Regions from separate parts of the Homo sapiens genome. Here region 2 is linked to region 1. A link is an interaction called in ENCODE POLR2A ChIA-PET data of the cell type or tissue named here. Cell type or tissue: HepG2. All regions are shown on one strand. Links, peaks and the distances in the headings refer to the core of each region. The heading gives the core; the rest is flanking DNA.

Evidence for each region. ChIA-PET counts read pairs that join two places held together with the same protein. Peaks named below come from ENCODE experiments on the same cell type or tissue, not always from the same donor. Only the 100,000 strongest peaks of a DNase experiment are listed, where the experiment ranks them.
Region 2: POLR2A ChIA-PET joins it to region 1 with 5 read pairs; 3 of 35 experiments call an interaction of 5 or more read pairs at or near these places.

What each region holds. Positions count from the first base shown.
Region 1 is chr22:46,724,115-46,736,076 of GRCh38, forward strand. All of the region lies in intron 1 of CERK (ceramide kinase), which reads right to left. LOC105373077 (a long non-coding RNA gene) reads right to left here. Exons shown (of 2, transcript XR_001755593.2): 2 at 10,498-11,394. Among named protein-coding and RNA genes, the nearest start is that of CERK, 8.2 kb to the right of the region's middle. RefSeq lists enhancers at 1,793-2,293, 11,950-11,962. In HepG2, for the core only: no CTCF peak of the experiment used is centred there; a DNase peak (open chromatin) is centred at 7,677; H3K4me3 peaks cover 631 bases.
Region 2 is chr22:45,748,326-45,760,287 of GRCh38, forward strand. The region is part of intron 9 of ATXN10 (ataxin 10); the gene reads left to right. Among named protein-coding and RNA genes, the nearest start is that of MIR4762, 6.2 kb to the right of the region's middle. RefSeq lists a silencer at 1,728-1,925 and an enhancer at 9,342-10,340. In HepG2, for the core only: no CTCF peak of the experiment used is centred there; no DNase peak of the experiment used is centred there.

The DNA of each region.
Region 1 (11,962 bases), core at 3,027-11,026:
CTTCCTCCTCAGCCCACTCAACATGAAGACCATGAGGATGGAGACCTTTGTAATGATCCACTTCCACTTACCAGATAGTAAACACATTTTCTCTTCCTTATGGTTTTCTTAACCACGTTTTCTTTTCTCTAGCTTATTTTATTGTAATAATACAGCATATAAATCAGGCCACATAGGAAATATGTGTTCATCGGCTATTTACATTATCGCAAGGCGTCCAGTCAACAGTAGGCTGTTAGTAGTTAAGTGCTGGGGGAGTCAAAAGTTTTCAACTGTGTGGGGCTGGGGCGCTAACCCCCATGTTGTTTGAGGGTCAATCTGCACTGGGTGCGGCTCAGGACAAGGGCTTCCTTGCTGACTCAGGAGACCTGGAGTGGTGCGGCCATGGTGGGAACACATTCCCCAGGTGGCAATGAGTGGCTGGACTTGGCGTGGCTTTGGCCTGTATCTGGCTGCAGTCTTACTGTGGGTAAGCCGCTAAGCCTGGAGCATGGTGTAAAGGGGGTGGAGCGATGAACCCCATAGGGGATTAGAAACTGGAATAAGATAAAGGGTGAAAAAGTTTCAAGCACAAAAATGTCCGATAAATGATGGCTTCCTTTCTTGCCAAAAAGGCTGGGCTCAGCAGGGCGGGGTGGCTCACACCTGTAATCCCTGCACTTTGGGAGGCTAAGGTGGGCGGATCACGAGGTCAGGAGATCGAGACCACCCTGGCTAACATGGTGAAACCCCGACTCTACTAAAAATACACAAAAAATTAGCCGGGTGTGGTGGCGGGCACCTGTAGCCCCAGCTACTCAGGAGGCTGAGGCAGGAGAATGGCATGAACCAGGGAGGCGGGGCTTGCAGTGAGCCAAGATTGCGCCACTGCACTCCAGCCTGGGCGAAAGACAGCAAAACTCCATCTCAAAAAAAAAAGAAAAAGAAGGCTGGGCTCAAGATGGAGGCTCTGCCTCCTTCCTCCTTCAGGCCATTGTCCCTGTGTTAAGCTGAGGACTCCACAGTGAGAGAACTCCACAGTGAGACGCCTCCAGCCTAGCAGCACTTACCCCTTCTCCTGCTCTCCTCACCTCGGTGTGTCATCGGCATTACGCCCTAGTCTTCGATACTCTCATTTCTAATTAGGAGATAAAGAACCGGGCCAAGAATCTGAGCAAACGGAGAGCAGCTCCCTGCGGGGGCTCAGGAAACACTTGCCAGCGTCCACCGGTTGGAGAGCTGGCGCCTGCTCATCTGAGGGCAGGTCATGTGGACGGCAGTGGGACCACCGAGGGCTGGCACACAGAAGAATGCGGACGGTCCTCTAGAAGCAGAAGGAACTGCCCTCTGAGGGTTAGTCTCAAATTGCCGGCACCAAGCAGCATCCCCGCACAGCACGTGGTGTGTGGACATGCCACAGCATCCGCGGGAGAAAACACACCTGACCCAGGTGGACAGATGCTGTGGGAACATCTTGCAAAGGGCGGAAGGTGGGAATTGGGGGCACTTTCATATTCTTTTGCTGACAGAGATAAATTCTCGTGACAGAATTCTCGTGAGACACCACAGTGACTCGTATTGACATGCAGTGAGCTCTTCAATAGAGGTAATGATCAAATGGCCATCACATTCCAGAAAAATCAAATGCCATGTCAGCGAGTGAGGCTGGCCTCCTGGTTCTCGTGCGGCTCACGCGTTTGCTGACTCCCTCTCTGCAGACCACTGCAGCATTTGCCACAGTCTGGGTAATGCCTGCTAGGGGCAGCTGAGAGCACGCTGACTTCCAGCTGCTTCTTTTTCCATTCTGTTCTCTGTGCTTTTTAGTGCTTGTTGTGATCCACTAGAATTAAATTTATTTCATGCTTGTGACTTACAGATGAAAACAGTGCCTGCTGTCAATCAGCTTTGATACTAGAAGTTCCCGGATTAAACTGAGCCACGCGCAGTGGCCTCCCATCCAGCAGGAGGGCCCACGGGTTTCCCGTGTGTCACGGGGCACTGAGTGTCTGCCAGTGACATGGGTGCACGTGTGTGGGCACGCTCATGGCAGGGCAGGGTCAAGGTGGCAGAACATGCCGCTCCAGACCTCACGCAGCCGTCGGGAGGCCCCAGATGTCTTTCGCCTCTTGGGCATATGCAACGAGAACAAGAGCGAGTTCCCAGCTAAGAGCACAGGGGAGCACAGCGGTCCCTGGGACTCTCCCTAATGCAAGCTGCCACGTGAGGACCGGCAGAGGGAACAGGGTGAGAGAGCAGGCCGCTGCCCACTGCGCCCACTGGAGCAGTGCCAAGTACAGTGTGGAAGTCTGTGGATCACACCCACACACACTGCAGGGGATGCTGAGGCCCAGAAGTGGCACGGGCCACACTGACCTCCACATGCCCGGCCCGCTTAGAGTCCAAGCAGTAAGGGTCACCCCAGAGGAAGAACACCCAAGAGATCCGAGTGGCTGGGAGGCCTGATTCCCCCTGCAATGACATGCAATGCAAACGCATTTCCCTGGCAACCCGCCGCTCAGTAAACATGAGCTGTGTGAACATCTGATCTTCATTAAAAATTAAAGGTGAGTGCTTGCCTATGCCAAGGAAGACCAAAAACCAGCCCTGCCCACCACTGCCAGGGAGAGTCCAGAAATCTCACGTGCAGGAAACTCAGAGATGGTCAAACTGTCCCCCGCCCCTCCCCGCCCACCACGTCCACCCTGACACAGCCCTTGATGGGTCTGATACACAGATGGAAGGTGGGGGAAGCCAGAACCCACGTGACGCCCACAGGTCAGCCCTGAGCTGCGACTTATCCAGACGCGACTGCGTGTCCCCAGCCCTTGCCTCCGCTGCGGCTGCTGCTGTCATACAGGGATGCGCCCAAGTTTCGTCTTTTATGGGAAACCTTCTGATTGTAAAACATTAGCTACAATTTTAAAAGGAAGAGAAAAACTCACCATGCAAATCTAACAAAGAAAAAAATCTGTGGCCAAATTTAGCCCAAAGACCTCTGCTCTGCAACCCAGTGAGGCTGAGCCGTGGTTTTTCTGACCGCACGGATGATGAAGAAAATCTCACAGCAAGCCCCCAGAGTTCATGATGCTGGGATAAGGTACCTGCCAATCATAACTTACTGCTATTTCATGCCATAAAATGTGACCTTTGACCCTTGTCAGCACACCATTAGTAGCCACCAATGTCTCCTCTTCTTTTTTTTTTTGAGACAGGTCTCACTGTGTCACCCAGGCTGGAGTACAGGGGTGCAATCTCAGCTCACTGCAGCCTCGACCTCCCAGGCTCATGCAATCCTCCCACCTCAGCTTCCCAAGTAGTTGGGACCACAGGTGTGTGCCACCATGCCCAGCTGTTTCTTTTTTTTTTTTTTTTTGAGAGATGGGGTCTCTCTGTGTTGCCCTCAGAGACCTGGTTGGTCTCTCTAACTCCTGGGCTCAAGCGATCCATCCACTCAGCCTCCCAAAGTGTTGGGATTACAGGCGTGAGCCACTGTGCCCAGTCTTCTTAGTTCTAGGGACACATCTCAAGTAAACAGTGTCCATTCCCTGTGGAACCCACCCCAGAAATCCTTCCTCGTCCTAACGTCCCGATACCAGCCTAAGGGTGCTGTGGTCCGCGTGCCCCACTCTCAGGCAGGGGCCTGGTCAGCATCCCACAGGACCACCCGGTGACCACCCAAGGTCCATGGGCTTCTGAACATCCTGCACATGCCGCCCCAACACTCCCCTGGCCCAGCCACCCCCCCCGGCCCTGCCACCCCCGCGGCTCCTTAGCATGGATGCTCCCTTAGCATGCACAGGAGGCCTGGACCTGAGGATGCCAAATCATTCCTCTCAGGAAACAGGGCTGTGGCATGTGGACGGGCATGTCACCTGCACAGCCCACGTGGCAGCCAACACACAGGACTTTGCTTTTCCTGTTAAGCCAGGAGGTTCTGGAGGGCAGGGTGGAATTACACACCTGCGCAGCCCCTGTGTGTGGGTTCAGGAAATGAATCAGACTAATCCTAGACCTGCTTAGACGACACCCGCAGAACTGAAGTCCATACCAGCTGGCATCTCAACACAGAACACCCGCCGTCCCCACTCCATGCTGTCAGGTCGCGGGAAACCTGCATCAGCCTCCCGTCCTAGGGATGAGACGGGGTGTCCAAGGGCTCCAGGGACCGTACGGTGCCTCAGGGAACTTTGTCATGGGAACTGGACTGATTTTGCTCCAGGAACCCCGCTCTTCCCCCCGTGCACCCTGCTATGAAAGGCCACGGGGGCTACTTAAACAAATCCCAGAGTCCCTGCCTTTGAAGAGGGAGCTCACCCCAGATTCTGGAGCAGCCTCGCTCTGAGTCCCCACTCCCCAACCTGTGAGCTCAGCTCTAAGTCCCACATCTCCACCTCTGAGAAGATAACAAGGGGCGTCTCAGAGGGCTATGAGGATCCCATTGGGTGTGAAGCCCGCAGCACTGCAGGGCACAGTACACGCTGGCCTAAATGGAAAGCAGCATTCAGACATCTAGTTCTGGCCAGAATGAACCAAGCCCGACCGCCTGTCTCTCCCACCCGCTATGACTGATAGCTCTGGACAAGATACAAGAAACAGGCAGTGAACCGGGGACACCAGAGATCCACAGCAGCAGGCCCGCTGGCTGGAGAGGCCAGCGTGCAGAGTCAGCAGCTGGGAGCTGGGTTTATCTCCAGCTCTGGCCTCGGGGACGTCTGAGCTATGGGGCAGCAGGGTGGGTGCAGGCCCCTGTCCCAGAGAAGCCAGGGTGTGCTGAGGGCAGAGGGGTGCTCAGAGGAGAGGGGGCTGGAGCAGGAATACTTGGCTCTGAGAATGACCAGATGAGTCCAGCCTCACTCCTGAGGGGCCAAAACAGGGCAGCCAGGGCCTCGGAGGCTGGACAGCCAGGGCCCACCTCCCTCGCCACATGAGACAGACCTGCCATCTGTACCCAGCCAGGCTGAGCACCTGCTTTTGAAAAAGAAAAATTGGCTGGGTCTGGTGTCTCATGCCTGTAATTCCAGCACTTTGGGAGGCTGAAGCGGGAGGACTGCTTGAGGCCAGAAGATTGAGACCAACCTGGACAACATAGTGAGGCCCTGTCTCTACAAAATAAATTTTAAAAATTAGGGAGAATGATGGTACATGCCTGTAGTTCCAGCTACTTGAGAGGCTGAGGTAGGAGGACGGCTTGTGCTCAAGAGGCTGCAGTGAGCCAAAACTGAGCCACTGCACTCCAGCCTGGGAAACAGTGAGACTGTAAATAAATAAATTAATTAATTTAATTAAATAGAAAAATTGTCCAAATGACTTTATTTTTTATTAATTTTTTTTAAGAGACAGGGTCTTGCTCTGTCACTCAGGATGGAGTACAGTGGTACAATCATGGAACACCGTAACCTCGAATTCCTGGTGTCAAATGCTCCTCCTGCCCCAGCCTCCTGAGTAGCTGGGACTACAGGCATGCACAACACCCAGCCTCCAAAAAACATTAACAGGACTTGGCCTTACAAAATAATGTACCAAATATCCAGGAAACAACCCACAATAAATCAGCACACCAAGAACCAGGAAATGTTAACGTTCTCAAGGGAATAATCAAAAGACGTCAAACCTGAGATGACCCAGATGTTGATGTTATCAGACAAAGACTTCAAAGTAGTCTTTGGCCAGGCGCGGTGGCTCATGCCTGTAATCCCAGCATTTTGGGAGGCCGAGGCAGGTGAATCACGAGGGCAGGAGATCGAGACCATCCTGGCTAACACGGTGAAACCCTGTCCCTACTAAAAATACAAAAAATTAGCCAGGCGTGGTGGCAGGCGCCTGTAGTCCCAGCTACTCAGGAGGCTGAGGCAGGAGAATGGCGTGAACCTGGGAGGCGGAGCTTGCAGTGAGCCAAGATCGCACCACTGCACTCCAGCCTGGGTGACAGATCGAGACTCCATCTCAAAACAAACAAACAAACAAACAAACAAAAAACAAAGCAGCTGTTATAACCATGCTCACTGAGACACAGTTGAACATACTTGAAGTTTTCAGGAAAGAGGCTGGGAGTGGTGGCTCACGCCTGTAATCCTAGCACTTTGGGAGGCCAAGGCGGGCAGATTGCCTGAGCTCAGGAGTTCAAGACCAGCCTGGGTAACATGGCAAATCCCTGTCTCTACTAAAAAAAAAAAAAAAAATAGCCAGGCATGGTGGCAGGCACCTGTAATCCCAGCTACTCAGAAGGCTGAGGCACGAGAACTGCTTGAACCCAGGAGGTGGAGTTTGCAGTGAGTCGAGATCACACCATTACACTCCAGTCTGGGTAACAGAGTGACAGTCTATCTCAAAAAAAAAAGAAGTTTTCAGGAAAGAAATGGAAACTATTGGAACCAAAAGGAAAAATTTAAAACTGGAAAGTACAGTATCTGAAATTTAAAAATCACCAGATAGGCTTAGCAGCAGAATGAATTAGATAGAGGAATAGTGAAGTTGAAAATAGGTCAGCAGAAAGAATCTATTCTAAAGAGCAGAGAGAAAGAAATTGTTTTAATGCACAAGCACCTTCTGCTTCTGGGAGGATGGATTAGCTGTGCTTTTCCTACTCCTCCTATTAAGTGAAGCCCTGGACGTCACACATGAAACAAATATAAGAAGACTCTGACAGGCAGAGAAAAGGCAGCTGTTCAGGGCCTGGGATCTGAGAAAGACACACGGCATCCCCCTGGGGGTTTCCTTTGCCTCGTCTATCTTGGATTTGGAACTGGAGCAGCCTGAAACCTGGAAATGCCAACAGGTACAAACGCAGAGCCCCAGTGAAAGCCAACTCAGTCTAGCCAGGGAAGGGGCAGCTTTGCAAGACAGAAAACTTTGAGACAATAACAACCTACCCCAGAAAAAAACGGGCCCAGCCCTCCAACCAAGCCCAAGTGGCCAACTAGCAGCTTAGACTTCCACCCTTGAGAGGCTGTGAGCAGGCACCCCACAACCTCTGCCAGGGCTGTACAGGGGAGGCCACGCAGGAAGCTGGAACCCCCATCAGCGCCAGCTGGTAAAAAGCCTCATGCCCACTAGGCATTGGTGGAGACAAAGGGGCAGCCCAGCCCGGGCCCCCACCCTGCACTGGCGAGGTGCCCCTTCCTCCTTGCTGGAGTGGAGTAAGAGGAGGCCTGGTGGGGAGACAGGGCTTTCACTGCCACTGAGCTGCAAGGTGCCCACACTCCACCCACGTGCTGTTAGGGGAGTGCATGTGGGGAGCGGCAAGGAAGCACCTCCACCCCCCGCCAAGGTGGCCTTAGCAGAGGCCTGGCGGGAGCTGTACCCCCCACCCACCCGGCAATGACAAGCAGCCCCTGACTCCGCTGCCAACAAGGCTGAGGGGAACCTGGGCTTCCACCCCCACCTGGCAGTACCAGCGCCGTTCCCTGCTGGAGCAGTGCCAGAGAAACCAGCTAAACAGAAGGTGTAAACGCTGCCCAGTCTTGGAACATACTGCAAAATAACCAGTGCTAGGTGAGTCTGGGAAGGAGGGCTGGGCCTTGGTGAGGCTGAGGATAGAGGAAAACATGTCAGGCAGGGAGGGCAGAGGGCACCTGGGGAGGCACAGGGCATGCGGGAGATAATGACGGCTGGGCTGGTGAGCACGTGTGCCCCGGGAGCAGGTGGGGGCAGGGCCAGATCGGGGGAGGTCAGGAATGCAAGCCAGGCCACAGGCACGCATGGGCGAGCAGTGCCTGGAAGAACTTTGTAGCAGGGCAGGGTGTCTAAACATCAATGGGGCACACAGGCTGGCTGTCAGGACGGGCCAACGGCACTGGAGAAGGGATTAGTGACCCTCAGGGTGCTCTCTAAACTTCCAATCCCCATCATCCAGGGTTCAGCCGCCGGGGTGCTCCCTAAAGAAATTCAAAAGGCAGCAGGAGGGGTCGGGAGGGGAAGACCGGGGCCAGCTGGAGGCAGAAGTCATCTGACCCAGTCTGTGGCAAAAAGGGGACCAAGGTCAGCGAGAAAGGAGAGAAGAGGTATGGGATCCGGACAGCCGAATCGAGAACCCAGCAGACGTGTGGGATCCGGACAGCCGAATCGAGAACCCAGCAGGCGGTGAGGGTGGGCCACTGGCCTAGGAGAGAGGCCGAGTAGCTGGAGCTTGTATGCGGGTGACAGGCTGGCTGTCTCCAGGACAGAGGAGAACTCGTGCCTGGAAGTCCACGCTGGGCTAATCGCTGAAGCCATTAAGTTGAGATGCATCCTGGACCAGCTACAGGTTCCTGAGATAACCCTCAAAAGGCAGGACTCAGCTGCATTTCTCATAGAAAACGCTGTTATGCAAAAATCTAGACTGTTAGAGAAGAAAAATAAATTGGGTGGGGGGGACGGGAAGTAAAACACATTAGGAGTTTCTTAAACACACAGAAAGTGTATCTTCTCGAGTATGAAAGTTTCTTAAATACTGGTGGTTTAATTTCTCTGGGATAGATAATCAAAAATGGAATTGTTGGGTCAAAGGATATCACTTTTTTTTTTTTTTTTTACAGTTTGAAAACACTGCCAGATTACTTTCCAAAAACACCCTAGCAGTTCCCACTTCCCATTCACCGGGTCTGCCAGCCCAGAAGCGTCCTGAAACTTCCCCAGCACAGAGCTGTGCTTTCGCCCTTCCCCATCCCTTGCTGGTTGAGAGCAGCATCTCATCATTGCCTTGGGTCAGTATCTACTCAGACGCTCAGCATCCACTTCCGAATGTTTTCTTCCGTGAATCGCCTACTTATATCCATTGCCATTTGTCTAATGGATTGTCTGCCTTTTTTCCTATCAATTTTTATGTAAGTTTAAAATGTTCAAAAAATGTTAACCTGGCCAGGCGCGGTGGCTCACGCCTGTAATCCCAGCACTTAAGGAGGCCAAAGAGGGAGGATCACGAGGTCAGGAGATTGAGACCATCCTGGCTAACACAGTGAAACCCCATCTCTTCTAAAAATACAAAAAATTAGCCGGGTGCAATGGTGGGTGCCTGTAGTCCCAGCTACTCGGGAGGCTGAGGCAGGTGAATGGTGTGAACCCGGGAGGCGGAGCTTGCAGTGAGCTGAGATCACGCCACTGCACTCCAGCCCTGGGCGACAGAGTGGGACTCTGTCTCAAAAAAAAAAAAAAAAAAAAAATTAACCCTTTCTCTATCCTATTTGTTGCAAATATCACCCCCATCATTTTTTATTTTTATTTTATTATTATTATTATTATTTGAGATGGAGTCTCGCCGTGTTGCCCAGGCTGGAGTGCAGTGGTGCAATCACAGCTCACTGCAACCTCCGCCTCCCAGGTTCAAGAGATTCTCGTGCCTCAGCCTCCTGAGAGGCTGGGATTATAGGCGCACGCCAACATGCCTGGCTAATTTTTGTATTTTTAGTAGAGACAGGGTTTCACCATGTTGGGCAGGCTGGTCACGACCTCCTGACATCAAGTGATCCACCCGCCTCGGCCTCCCAAAGTGCTGGGATTACAGGTGTGAGCCACCACGCCCGGCCCTTATCTTTTTTTTTAAATTTATGATATCTTACAAAAGAAATTTTAAAATTATTTCGTCAAATAATCTAGCTTTTTCTTTATTCTTTCTGGATTCCATCTTGGTTAGGAGAGCCTTTTCCCATTCCAATATTATAAACTGTCCTCTATTTTCTTGTAAGAATTTACAGCCAGGTGCAGTGGCTAACGCCTGTAATCCCAACACTTTGGGAGGCCGAGGCAGGCAGATCATCTGAGGTCAGGAGTTCGAGACTAGCCTGGCCAACATGGTGAAACCCTGTCTCTACTAAAAATACAAAAATTAGCTGGTGGCAGGTGCCCATAATCCCAGCTACTCAGGAGGCTAAGGCAGGAGAATCACTTGAACCCGGGAGGTGGAGGTTGCAGTGAGCCGAGACCTTGCCACTTCACTCCAGCCTGGGAAACAGAGGAAGACTCCAAAAATATAATAAAATATGTTATATATACATACATACATATATATATATATATATATACATTTTCCTATAATCCAGCTTTCTACTCTTAAATATGCACCCAAGAGGAGCAAAAGCATAGCCCCTAAAGGGTCAGGGTGTCTTTATCCACATAGTCAAGGTGAATGGACTGCAAACTGTCCAGAAGCCCATCAGCAGGTGAACGGATACACTAGTGCACCCACACAATGCAATATGACTTAGTAACCAGAAAGAAGGAACTGCTGACATGATGAATCTTAAAAAAAACAAAATGAGATAAAGCAGCCGGGCACAAAGACGTGCACATGGCATGATTCCATTTACATGAGATAAAGCAGCCGGGCACAAAGACGTGCACATGGCATGATTCCATTTACATGAGATAAAGCAGCCGGGCACAAAGACGTGCACATGGCATGATTCCATTTACATGAAACTCTATTAGCATCGTGCCTGTCCCTGGTGAGAAAACAGCCCAGGGCCCAGGAGAAGGTGCTGGGCTGCTGCGATCCGGGTGATGTTTACACAGGTGCACACAATTATCAAAATTTAACCAACTATGTGCCTTAAAATGTCTGAGTTTTATTGCATGCAATTTAGACCTTGATAAAATCGATTTTTAAAAATCATGTCTTAGGAGAGGAATTAGTAGCGTGGAAAACACTCTGCAGTATGTTTTCTCAGCTTTTCTTTCATGCATATTTACATATACACAAATACCAAATATTAATCACGTCTAAGTCGAAGAGTGACTTTTTGTGTATGCTTTTCTGTGTTTTCTCGATATTATTAAATCAACATGACTTACTTTTGTAAGCAGGAAAAACATTTTTTTAAAGTATCTGTGGCATGCCTATGTTTTGCCAGGCACTTTGCAGGGTGTGCTGAGGACACGCTTTATAAACACAGTACTGACCTGCCCAACGAGTTCACCACCAGCCTGGGACATCCCAAGTGGGGTTGGTGGAAGGAAGGGGAGGATCCTCCCACAAAGGTAGAGCCTGGGCAGTAGTCCCCTCACCCCCCAACACACACACACACACACACACACTCTTCCCATTCCCAACTCTAAAGGAATAAATGCAGGGTTTGTCTAAGTGTGTTTTGCGACAGTCAGGGGAAATAACCCAGATATCAACTCAGTGTTTCCAGTTCAACGAGCATGACCCACTTCAAGTTCCTGTTTTCGTCCTGCCCTACTTCCCACCAGGCTGGCGGCCCAGGGCACTTGCTGTCGCGGCTTCCTCAGGTGCAGACCTCACCCAGGCCCAGGAAGCTGCAGCGATCCAAATTGCTAGTCCTTGTCTGTGCTCTTGTACAGTCAGTCACTGTCCCAGCATGATGACCCACTGACGAAAGTGCACGTGCCTGGGTTCAAAGCCAGCTCCCTCTGTACATCACTGCCTCTGGGCCCAGTCAATTCCCACTCCTACTGTCCACATCTGAAATAGGGGTGATGCTACGGAGAAAACAAAGGAGTCGGAATAACTAAGCGGCCACCCCAGCAGGGCACACACAGTGGCCTTGGCTTTGTCTTTAGCCCATTGGTCACCTGGAGCTCCAGGGCTGCTCCTGCCTCATCTCACAGGTCCTCCTAGGGCCAGTTTTTGCACAATTCTCCACCTCTCATCATTCCTCAACCTAATCAATCCCAGTGTGCCCAGATACACCTGGGGGAATGGGGAGGGCTGGGCAATGCCACCTTGCTGACCAAATTAAATGTCCTGTGAGCTGGTTCACATTCTTCTGCCCTACTATGGCCCTACTGACCTCAAGCATAGAAGAATCGAACCTGGGCCTGATTCCTTTTGGGGACTGTAAAGCTATGAGAAAAAAACTAGAGACAGTGTGGCTGTATTCCTGAACTCATTCACAACTTAGCGTTTCCCAACTTGTTGATGTTTTCCCATTGCATGGGAGAGCACTCCTGGGTGGAGAGGGCAGGCTGCTTCCTGGAGGAAGCCCACCAGCCAGGGCCACCAGCCAGGGCCCCACCATCCATGGCCCCACAAACCAGGGCCCTCCCT
Region 2 (11,962 bases), core at 1,963-9,962, 980 kb before region 1:
GAAATTTGTAGACAACATTTCACAAGGATTTGCAAAGTTCAAAGTAAACCTCATATTCTGCATTCTGTGTGTATTACTTTTTCTAATAGATGGGGCTTTATGGAGGAAGTAAAATGAAAACAAATATGAGAACTTTCTTTAGGATGAGAGTAATTTTGATTCTTGTCATAAATGTTTTCTGACTTGAATTTCTCTTATGTTATTATCTAGTAAAGAGCTGAAGTGTTTTCCGCGTGAATTCCAAAATCTGTTCTAGCTCAATTCTGAAAGTATGTTAAGGAACTTTTAAATTACAGGGCATATGTCTTACCTCAATTGGATTGTGCGTTTTTCCTGTGTTTTTCCTCTTGTCAGAAGCAAGTTGCACCAAATCTCAGCTTATTGATTTGAAGATTGAATGTATAGGCAAGATCTGGCTTGCTTAGAATTCCACTTCTTTGTAATGTAATCCCAGATCAAGAAATATGTCAAAATTCATAAATCAAACTGTCACCATTAGTTCCCTGAACTTACAGTTCCTGTAACAGTAAATGAAATTAAAATTCCTATCTAGAGGAAACCTATCATGGTTTAGGTTGTTGCAGCTGTAAAATTTTTTTTAAAAGACTAAAGGATGGTCTACCATTTGACTCCAAAAACCCCTTTTCTATGTCTTGTTCTACAATAATTGACTTATTCTCTTCCAGGAAATGCATAACATTATTTAAAAAGAAGAATGATACTAATTATATAATTGCAATGTAACAGCGTACTATTGTCGATAACCATTACTATTGCAAACTAACTAGGCTCCAGGCCCTTGACCTGTGCTTCATCGTGGAATTCCTACCACTGCATATTCCTCCCTAGGCTTTAAGCGTGAAGGCAGACACATCATATTTGGCTTAACACCTGCCGTAACACTGGGTACATAGTGTAGTGAAATTAATGGACGCTGGATGACTTTGCTTGCTTTACTGGTGAGTCAAGCGTAGAGTAGTTACTTGCTTGGAGCGATAGCAGGCCAAATTCTGACTCCAGAGCCCATACTTTTCCTGTTACCATCCACTGCTTCCACCGTCACCACAAAAGAAGATGTTTGAGACTGGTCCTTTGAAATCTATGACCAAATTTGTGTGACTCTTTGAGGTGGCAGGACATTGTATTACAGCTTTTTCCACAATTCTTACTGAACTTTTTTCATTATCATCTAATGTCTAGTGTTTTAGTAAATGTAGTTTCTTTTTTCTTTCCCTTTCTTTTTTTCTTTTTTAAGAGGTGGGGTCTTGCTCTGTTGCTCAGGCTGGAGTGCAGTGGTGTGATTATAGCTCATTTTAGCCTTGAGCTCATGGGCTCAGGCAGTTCTCCTACCTCAGCCTCCCACATAACTGGGACTGCAGGCATGTGCCACCATGCCCGACTACTAAAAATTTTTTTTTGGTAGAAAAACAGGGTCTTACTGTGTTGCCCAGGCTGGTCTCAAACTCCTGGCCTCAGGCAGTCCTCCTTCCTTGACCTCCCAAAGTGCTCGGATTACAGGTTTGAGTCACCTTACCTGGCCTGAATATGGTTTCTTTAAGGTTCATGTTGAGGGCTACATTTCAGGCACATGCGTATTTCCGAGAAGCATAATTTACCCCATACTGTAGACACAGAAAGGGAGACATTGGGGAAGTAATGTGCTGCCCATGATGATTCCGCAGTTTGTAAAAGTCATGAATCCAGTTTTCCTAACTGCTACTCAGTTTTCTTTACTTACGCCATATGATCAATTTTTAGATAACAGACGTTTTAATTTAATTTAATTTTATTTTTGAGACAGGGTCTTGCTTTTGTCACCCAGGCTGGAGTGCAGTGGTGTGATCACAGCTCACCGCAGTTCTGTGCTCAAGTGATCCTCCCGCCTCAGCCACCCAAGTAGCTGGTACTAGAGGTATGTCACCACACCTGGCAAATTTTTGTATTTTTTTTTGTAGAGGTGGGATTTTCCCATGTTCCCCAGGCTGGTCTTGAACTCCTGAGCTTGAGCAGTCTGTCCACCTTGGCCTCCCAAAGTGCTAGGATTACAGGTGTGAGTCACCACGCCCGGCCGACAACAGTGATTTTAAATGGATTTGTGTTTAACAGTAAAAAACAATTATTTCACAGTATCCAAAAAGAAGAATATCTGAGACTTGGGTGAGGGGAAAACCAGCTGTATAAACTGAGAGCTGTACCTTGTTCCTGTATGGAAGTATGGAATATGGGAAAGATATTAGTTATTTTTAAACTGATTTTTATTACTAGACCAATTAAAATCCCACTGTGAAAAATAAGCCATAATTTTGACTATAAAATGAAAATAATTGAGGAATTGTCATATCAATATTAAAATATACTTTAAGGCTAAAATAATCAAAACAATTTACAAAAGTTTATAGGTTAGTGGAGGCAGACATAGTTTCCAAACAGACCCAGGAGAAGTTATACGAATTTACCATGTGATAAGGATAATCCAGCAACCCGGGGAGAAAAGGAAAGCTTATTACAAAAGCTTGTAAAAAAGCTTATGTAAAGAGTTTTTCTCCATGATAAGAAGAGAACATGCTCCGTTCATTAGTGATTGTAGTAATTCTTTCTTTCTTCTACTTTCCTGTTTTTTTTTGAGACAGAGTCTTGCTTTGTTGCCCAGGCTGGAGTGCAGTGGTGTGATCTCAGCTCACTGCAACCTCTGCCTCCTGAGTTTGAGTGATTCTCCTGCCTCAGCCTCCTGAGTAGCTGGGATTACAGGCATGTGCCACCATGCCTGGCTAATTATTGTATTTTTAGTAGAGACGGGGTTTCACCATGTTGCCCAGGCTGGTCTTGAATTCCTGACCTCAAGTGATCTGCCTGCAGCGGCCTCCCAAAGTGCTGGGATTACAGGTGTGAGCCACCATGCCCAGCCTCTTTGTTCTTCTTTTATACTTTGTACACCTCTTAACCCTTCTTTGGCCAAGATCTGGGGGCTTTAGCAATGACAATTTCAATTATACTTTCAGTTGAAAGATTTTTAAAAGTAAAACGTTAGCATTGGATCTGGAGAATTTTGCTAACTGAGATAATTAATAGCTGGGCTGGTGGTGATAGGGTTTGTGTGTTTTTGAGAGAGAGAGAGAGAGAGAGAGGAAGAGACAGACAGAGATGGAAATATAAAGATCATTCTTCCACTGTTATATGTGTTTTTTCCCCTTTAAAGGAATAGGCATTTGAATTTCCTCTCTGTTGTCAGGTGTTCTGACTTGGGTACATCAGCTCTTACTGAGTGCTTGAATGTTCAGGATTTCTATGACATATCTCAATCTAATGAAAATCTGACTGTGAAATGTCTATATATCTCCCCAGGCTTCGTTTTCTTGGTTAAATGAGAAAAGTGCTCTTATTTCAAATGTTGGAAAGTAGCTCTACCTTTTTCTGGAAAAAAAAAAAAAATAAAAAAAAAATAATAATAATAATAATAATAATAAGATGGGAAATGTCTGTCCCACATCTAAAGCAGTTTTGATCTTTAGCATATTTAGTTTTTTTTTTTTTTTTTTTCCTGGCAGCAGCTGAAAATTAAGAGGATCAAAGTTATGTTCCTATAAAAGACTTTTTTCCTGTCAGTGCTTGAAGGCATTGTCTGACTCCCCCCACCCCCACGTTTTAAAAGCTGATTGCTTATCTTATTCAGGTAGAATTTAATTTCATGCCCATCATATTCTAATAGAACAAAAATGATACTTAGTTTCAGACTGTGGATTTTAGTTTGAATTCAAACCTACTGCTATATTGCAGTTAAAGTTGGGAATATTTTTTACTCCAAATAGAAATGAACGTGCTATTTTGGCATAGTGGTAAGAGCTTGTAGTTCAATTCAACAAGTATGTGTTTGCCATATGCTGTGTACCAGCCAGTATTCTAGACACTGGGAATGCAGAAATGGATTTGGCCTACTGTTCTCTCGAGGAATTCACAGTGTAAAGAAGGAGACAGATGTAGAAACTATCATCTCAGTATCATAGAATAAGTGGTGTGTGACAGGATTGAGAGCCAGTAGAAAAGTACCTAAGTGCTTGGTATAAATGGCTCTACTTGGAACTTCAGGAAGAACCTCCTGGATCCAGGCCTTGAAGGATGAATGAGAAAGAGTTAGGCAGTTAGAGGAGTAGGTCAGCCTTGCAGGCAGTGGGTGAGCAGGTGTGTGGGACAGTGCAGGACCCAGTGGCACCTGAGGGGTTGGGGTTGGGGTTGGGGTTGGGGTTGGGGCTGGGGCTGGGGCTGGGGCTGGGGCTGTGCCAGAGAGCTGGCCCCTTGGCTGCACGATGGGCTCTGCACTCACTGTGGGAACTAAGGGTTAGGCCATTTTCAGCGTTAGTAGATTCCTTATTGTAGCTCTCATTTCTGAGGATTATTTTGTGGTTCTTTTTCAGATCCACTTCTTTTTTTTTTTTGAGACGGAGTTTTGCTCTTGTTGCCAAGGCTGGAGTGCAATGGTGCGATCTCGACGCAACCTCCGCCTCCCAGGTTCAAGTGATTCTCCTGCGTCAGCCTCCCGAGTAGCTGGGATTACAGGCATGCGCCACCATGCCCAGCTAATTTTTGTATTTTTAGTAGAGGTGGGGTTTTCCCATGTTGGTCAGGGTGGTCTTGAACTCCCGACCTCAGGTAATCTGCCCACCTCGGCCTCCCAAAGTGCTGGGATTACAGGCGTAAGCTACCGTGCCCGGCTGATCAACTTATTTTTTATTGTGTTGTCCATCTTCGTCTTGAGTCATTTAAGACACTTATTTTCTCTTGGAGATTGTTTTTATTTCTAGTTTTTAGGGTATGGTTTTTCTCATTTGTTCTCTCTCATTTCCCTCTTCCCTTAACCCCTCCCCTCCTCCTCTCCACCCGCGGTTTCTTTTCCCAGTGATTTTTTTTTTCTGTCTTTTAACTTGATCTCATCTTCTTAGGAGAAACCTTTTTCGGCAGAAGTCCCATAGGTCCTGGCTGTGGACTTGTATTCACAGAGCGATTTGCTTTTGTTTTCATCTCCTCGGGTCCTAGAGGGTCCACTCACCTCTTACCAGCTTTTTTTTTTTTTTTTTTTTTTTTTTTTTTTTTTTTTTTTTTTTTTTTGAGACAGAGTCTCGCTCTTGCCCAGGCTGGAGTGCTATGGTGTGATCTGAGCTCACTGCAACCTCCGCCTCCCGGGATTAAGCGATTCTCTTGCCTCCGCCTTCCTAGTAGCTGGGATTACAGGTGTGCACCACCATGCCCAGCTAATTCTTTGTATTTTTAGTAGAGATGCGGTTTCACTATGTTGGCCAGGCTGGTCTCGAACTCCTGACTTCAGGCAATCCACCCGCCCCAGCCTCCCAAAGTGCTGGGATTACAGGTGTGAGCCACTGCGCCCATCTCAGTTTTTATATTAATATAATTTCTTGACTTGGGATTCTAGTACCACACTGACAATGTGACTCTGGATGCAGTAGCTGCCTGTGATAATGGTCTTCCCTGGTCCCCCACTGAGATGTCGAAGCAACCCAAAACCTTTTTAACTGCTACACAGAGATTTTGATGATGTGGCAGCCTGTGATGGGGTCCCATCCTAGACTAGAGTTTTTCATTCTTTGTCTCTGCCCTTTGTAAGCCAAAAGCCACCTACTTGTTTGCAGTCCTGAAAACTCTAGCCTCCAGGAACCTTGTCCTAGTTGGATCCTGCATGCCTCCACTCTTGTCTGCCTCTCTGGGTTTTATTTCTGGCCTCTGAGAATGATGCTCACACTGCCCAGTGGCAGGACGCAACCTGGGTTCCTGAGCCTTATGGGGTTAAGTGCAAAAGTGAGTCCTGTCAGCTAAGCAGGAGCTGCTGAGAGACGACCCACGGAGGTGGGCTCCAGCAGCTTGGCACGTGTACCTTCGTGGTGCATGGGAAATTTTGATTCAGGTGAAAAAACAGTTTAAATTCTAGGATATTCTTGCTTTCTACCCAGGCAACACCTCACATGTTGACTTAACTTGTGAGTCTCCCTTTCTTCATCTGTAAAGTAGAGATGATTTTACTTCCCTCATACATTTATTGTGAGGATTAAATTACTATTGATGACAGCAGTCACAGTGACCTTCCATGAATGCCTCCTGCATGTGCTTGAGTGGGATGTTTCAGAGGTGTGTTTTGTTTTATCTCATCCTCTTCAGAGCCTGTGCTTACTGTGTCATTCTGCCTCTCTAAGTTAAATGTGCAGGAAAGGCTTCCTCAAAGCCACTCAGTGGTGGGAGTGCTGTCTCAGTAGTCCCGCAAGCCTGTAATCCCAGCACTTTGGGAGGCCGAGGCCAGCGGATCACCTGAGGTCAGGAGTTCGAGACCAGTCTGACCAACATGGTGAAACCCCGACTCTACTAAAAATACAAAAAAATTAGCCAGATATGGTGGCTCATGCCTGTAGTCCCAGCTACTTGGGAGGCTGAGGCAGGAGGATCGCTTGAACTCTGGAGGCAGAGGTTGCAGTGAGCTGAGATCGTGCCACTGCACTCCAGCCTGGGCAACAGAGTGAGACTCTGTCTCAAAAAATGTCTTGGCCCTCCTTGCAACAGGCTCTTGGGCAGGCAGCCACCATGAAGGGGTGCCAAGAGTATGAGAAGCATGAGGTCCATGCCTGTTCCTTCTCTGCCTGTGAGCTGCGAGACCGTCCCTCAACACACAGGACTGACTGGCTGTCTCTCACAAGCCAGCATCCTGGTGCTCAGGAAAGCCAGGTGGCAGGGCATGGGGAAGGAGTACCACCTGTGGCCCTGTGCTGGTCACATGTGTGGCCCTCAGAGGAAATCTCCAACCCTCCAAACGCTTGTTCAGGACTTCCTGTGCCTGCACAGTGCTTGTAAATCCTGCAGCAGTGGCCCATTCAGATAGTCAGAGGTGTGGCCTGATTTCTCCATGACCCTCTATCCTTCCGATATTTTCATCGTGATAGGAATTCCACTTTTAACTTTTCATTTCCTTTAGTTCAGATCTATGTCAAAATGCAAACACACCTTGGAGGGGAAATGTTTTAAGCCCTCATCCTTCTTTTACATACTTGTATGGATGTATTTCTAATCATAACAAACTCTGATTAGGGGGCCTCAAGAGACCAAGGAGGAGCAAGAAGAGGTGTGAAGGTTCTCTGGCCGTTCTGCCTTCTCACTGCCTCCCAGGCTCTGCTCCTTTCCCCTTCCCTCCTCCTGGCCGCACTAAGTTCTGGGGTTGGTTACTGTCATCAATATCTTGTTGGTGTTTTTCATGCTACTAATAGTAATAATTTGTGTATATTTGGAAGTACCCCTGTGTCTTTTGGGGGAAAGGTATTATTAACTTGGTTTCTTCTATAGATTGGAAAAATAAAATTTTGAACCTTATTCAAGACCCTGAAAAAGTAAACTGTTTCCAAAATGAATAATAATGACCAGAGTCAACAGTAGTGCAGGGGAGCATTTTATAGTGCTCACTGTGTGTCAGGTACTCTTCTGAGCCCTTAAATATATCAGTGCGTTCATCCTCATGATATTTCCTAGATGGGAACATATTATCCCCATCATAGAAATCTGTGAACTGAGCCACATCAGGGTTCAATAGCTTGCCTGAGGTCACACACAGCCAATCAAGGGTGCAACCGCATAAGAACCCAGGTGGCCTGGCCCCAGACCCATGCTCTGCACCACTACATAGCCACCCACCCACCTCCTCCTTCTGCCATGTTTGGCACAGACTTGGCCTTGGCCAAGTCTCTGAGAGAGGTGACCACTGGGCATGCCATTAGCCAGAGTTTTCCATGTTATCGTAAATTAAGTTTAAAATGGAATTCTCTTTGTTTACCTAGACTTTTTTTTTTTTTAAAGAGACAAGGTTGTGCTTTCTCACCCAGGCTGGAGTGCAGTGGTGTGAACGGGCTCACTGTAGCCTTAAACTCCTGGGCTCAAGGGATCCTCCCACCTCAATCTCCTGAGTAGCTTGGACTACAGGTGTCCACCACCATGCCTGGCTAATGTTTAAATTTTTTGTAGAGATGAGGTCTTGCTGTGTTGCCTAGGCTAATCTCGAGCCCCTGGGCTCGAGTGATCTTCCTGCCTTGCCTCCCAAAGCATTGGAATTATAGGCATGAGCCACCACACTCGGCCCCAGACCCTTTTTAAGTAATCAATATTCTGTGTACAGGCTTGAAAGACTGACATTTCCAAAAAGATATATTTATTAGAGGAAATTGTGTACCAACTTTAAGCAAGAGAATATGTATGCTTTAATCATTTGAGAAAAATGAACTATTGCTTGAAAAGAAAAGAGCTAAATATGTTGAACTTTTCCCAGTCCAGCTGAAACTGCCCTTCAGAGTTTACTGTGGGGTGGGGATGGGGGTTGTGATTGTCCTTTTCAGGTTGAACTTTTTGTATTATTGTACATCTTATGTTACAAATCCTTCTACAAGCTGCACTTAGCTCATATTACTCTCAGACATTGAATAATTGGTTTAATGTGAGACTACTTTCTGGGAATGATTCATTGGTATTTATTTGACATGTTTTAGTGATAATATTGAATATATCCACTGGAAAAATCCAAGAGGAACCTTTAAATGAAATCATTTCCATGGCAGAGTTGGGGGCAAGAGAGGGAGTTGGAGTTGATTTCTCATCGTGTGAATCCCACTCCATCAGCACGTGGAAACTGAGGAAGAGGGAAGGAGTGGAGAAGAACCAGACGAGAGACACGGTTCCAGATGCTTTCCCAAGTGGCTGTGCCCTCCTCCTATTTGCGGAGGAATGGCTTTGGTCTGCACCTGCAGCTCTGGACGGACTGCCTGGGGCTGGGGCTGTGGAGGCGGACGACTGGGGAGTCTGATGGGGAGGTGGGTGGCGGGGGTGTTGACAGGAAAAATCCGACTGGCGGCCTTGGAGCAGTTCGAAGAGAGGGCGTGTCCTTTGCCTGTTGGAATTCCAACCCTGGCGACTTTCAGCTACACCCTCCTCCCTCCCCTAGCCCCACACAAAACAAAAATGCCTCAGAGCTTCAGTGTAACTGGAGCAATACCAGCTGATTCTAACAGTGTGGCCCAGCAGCGCCTGCTGGCTGGGAGCAGGGACAGAAAATGCCTGAGGCTCCGAGGTGGGAGCCCAGGCTGGGATTCAGGATTTCGCTGCTCCCCGTTCAAGGCCTCTGGAGAATGTTCCAAAGGGAGGTGTGGATGTTTCATTCAGTACTTTGGAGGGAGAAAGAAATGGGTTCTTTCTCTGTATTCTCTAAGATAGATTTGTTCTTAATCTTGAAAAATCATTTCTAGCCATTTTAGAAAAAAAAAAACATTAGTACAGTATTAGTAAATATGGATGGGATAAAATTTTTTTTACATACACATAGGATTCAATACATTTTTCATATGCTGACCTTATAAGTCATATTGTTTTGAAATTATATTTATTAAAAATGTGATTAGAGTTATATTCATTCATGTTTGATTCTCTTTTAAGAATTATTCTCTATTAGTACTTTTCTTACATGATTCAACTTGGACTTATTAGAGAAATAAACTCTGGCACACTTTCTCCAGTCATATTCGTTGAGCCTGTATTTATAAAATTGGCATTTATTGGACCTCTGCTGTGGATACTATTTACTTCTTTTGAAATTTGTAAAAGAAGAAAAAAAGTTGAGCTTTTGTGATGACACACAAATTCAAACTAAATTTGATGCTTCCAAAGTATATGGCAGAGACGGATGCAACTATTCGTTACCAGAACAGTGGCGTCAGGAAGCCCCGTGCAGTGGGTAGGGGACACCTGGTGCTGCCTCCACACCCTGCCCCTGCCAGCCCCTGTTGTCCTGAGCTTCCGCAGCTCCCGCCTGACGTTTGGCTCAGAGTCGTCCACACTGCTCGTGTCCCTCGGCTGTGGAGCAGGGCCACAGTCTCCCTGCAGGGTTGTTTGGAGTTAGCTGAGCCAGCGTGTGGAAAGCATAGGTACTTGACAGACCACCAGTGCCTCCATGGAGCACCACCATTGTTAACTGCAGGCTTCTCTAGCCATTTAGAATACATATGAAGACTCAGAAAAACCAGTTTTACTTTTAGGAAATTACATATTCATGGCTTGAGCTATAGCCACTGACTTTGTGCTTGGAACAAAATACATAATTCTTTTTGGTTCAAAAGATTAGATTCAAATTATTGGTCATCAGAAACTGAAGTTTCCTAAGGCATATCACACGTAATTCAAGGTTGCTTTGATGTGTTATTCTGCTAATCCACAACCATGGAAGTTCCTGGTTAGTGCAATGTTTCATGCTCTGACAGCTATCTTTAAGATGTTGTTTTTGGGTTGCCAGGTGTTCATTTAAACACACTGGCCATGTGTTTGCACACGCACATGTGCATACACATAGCCACTGCGGAGCGCCAGGAGCTGTAACTGAACGTGGACTTGATAGAGCAGTATGCGATGTTTTTGTCTTCAGGGCAAGCTCTTGATGCATAGCTTCATGTGACATCTCGTTTATAACAGCCTGAGGCATCAGTAATCTTTATAGCAAGAATTCTAGTGCTGTGTTATGCATACCAAGCTTACCGTTTATTCTGCCCAGTAAATACATGGCTTTTATGGAGTCATAAATCATGACAGTAGGAGTCATACCTCTCCAAAAAAGAAGAGATTTAAATCTTTAGAGTTAACAAGATTTAATGTAATTTAGACATTATTCTTACTTAGAAGTACCATTCTTATTTAAAGGCAGTATATCTCATATCTTTAAAGATAACTTTAGAAACTTACTGCCAGAGAAACAAATATTGATTAAGAGCACACTGTGTGCCAAGCATTATGCGAGGTGCTGGAGAGAAGGAAGGGGAAGAAAAGGTCCTCACCCTCAAGTAACTTGAAGCTTAGAGGGACAATGATAAATAGTAAAAGATTCTAGAGTCCGGGCATGGTGGTTCACACCTGTAATCCCAACACTTTGGGAGGCTGAGGTGGGCGGATCACCTGAGGTCAGGAGTTCAAGACCAGCCTGGCTAACATGGTGAAACCCTGTCTCTACTAAAAATACAAAAAGTAGCCGGGCGTGGTGGCGCATGCCTGTAATCCCAGCTACTCGGGAGGCTGAGGCGGGAGAATCACCTGAACTCGGGAGGCAGAGGTTGCAGTGAGCCGAGATAGCATCACTGCACTCCAGCCTGGGCAGAGCAAGACTCCGTGTCAAACAAACAAACAAAAAAGATTCTAGAGCAGTCTGATCAGGGTGAGGGTTCCGTACTCTTCTTGTGCCATGAAGCAGGAGGAAAGGCCTCCTGAGGGAGCTGAGGCTGCACGAGGATGAGCAAGGTTTCATAATGTCCTCCAGAGGCCAGTTTACCAAGCTGCATCAGCTCCTCCCTCCCAGCCACCCTGCCCTTCATAAAGCTCTAGTTTTGTAGGGGATGGGGTGGGATGGGGTCACACCTCAGCTGCCGGCATGAGCTAAGGGACCATATAACAGTCAGCACTGTCCATCGCTTGCTTCTCTCTCTTTCTAATTTACATACAGCTAAACACAGATTTTTAATGAATGGCTGATAAGTTTTGACAGATGTCTGCACCTGTGTAATTATCACCCCAGTCAAGGTACAGAGAGCACCTCTATCCCCTCAGAAAGTTTTTTCCATGCTGGCTGTTGTGTGCCAGTGTGCCAGGAGAGCATGGGGCAGGGGAATGATGGCCCTAAGAAAGGAAGGAGGAACAGGGGGAATCTTGAATTACATTCTTTCCCCACGTGGAGATAGATTTGTGCTAATTCCACAACGTGGAACATCCTCCTTCGTTTGCTTAGACTTCCCTGGGAGCAGTAGCCCATGTACTGGTGGCCTAGCTCAACTGTGGCTTGGTTCTGGGCCTGTAAAGCCATCTTTCCCACCTACAGATGACATTCCCTATCTTCATCATGTGCTTTTAGTCAGGTTTCCTGCGGGCCAGATGCATCTGAGAGTGTGCCCTCATTAAT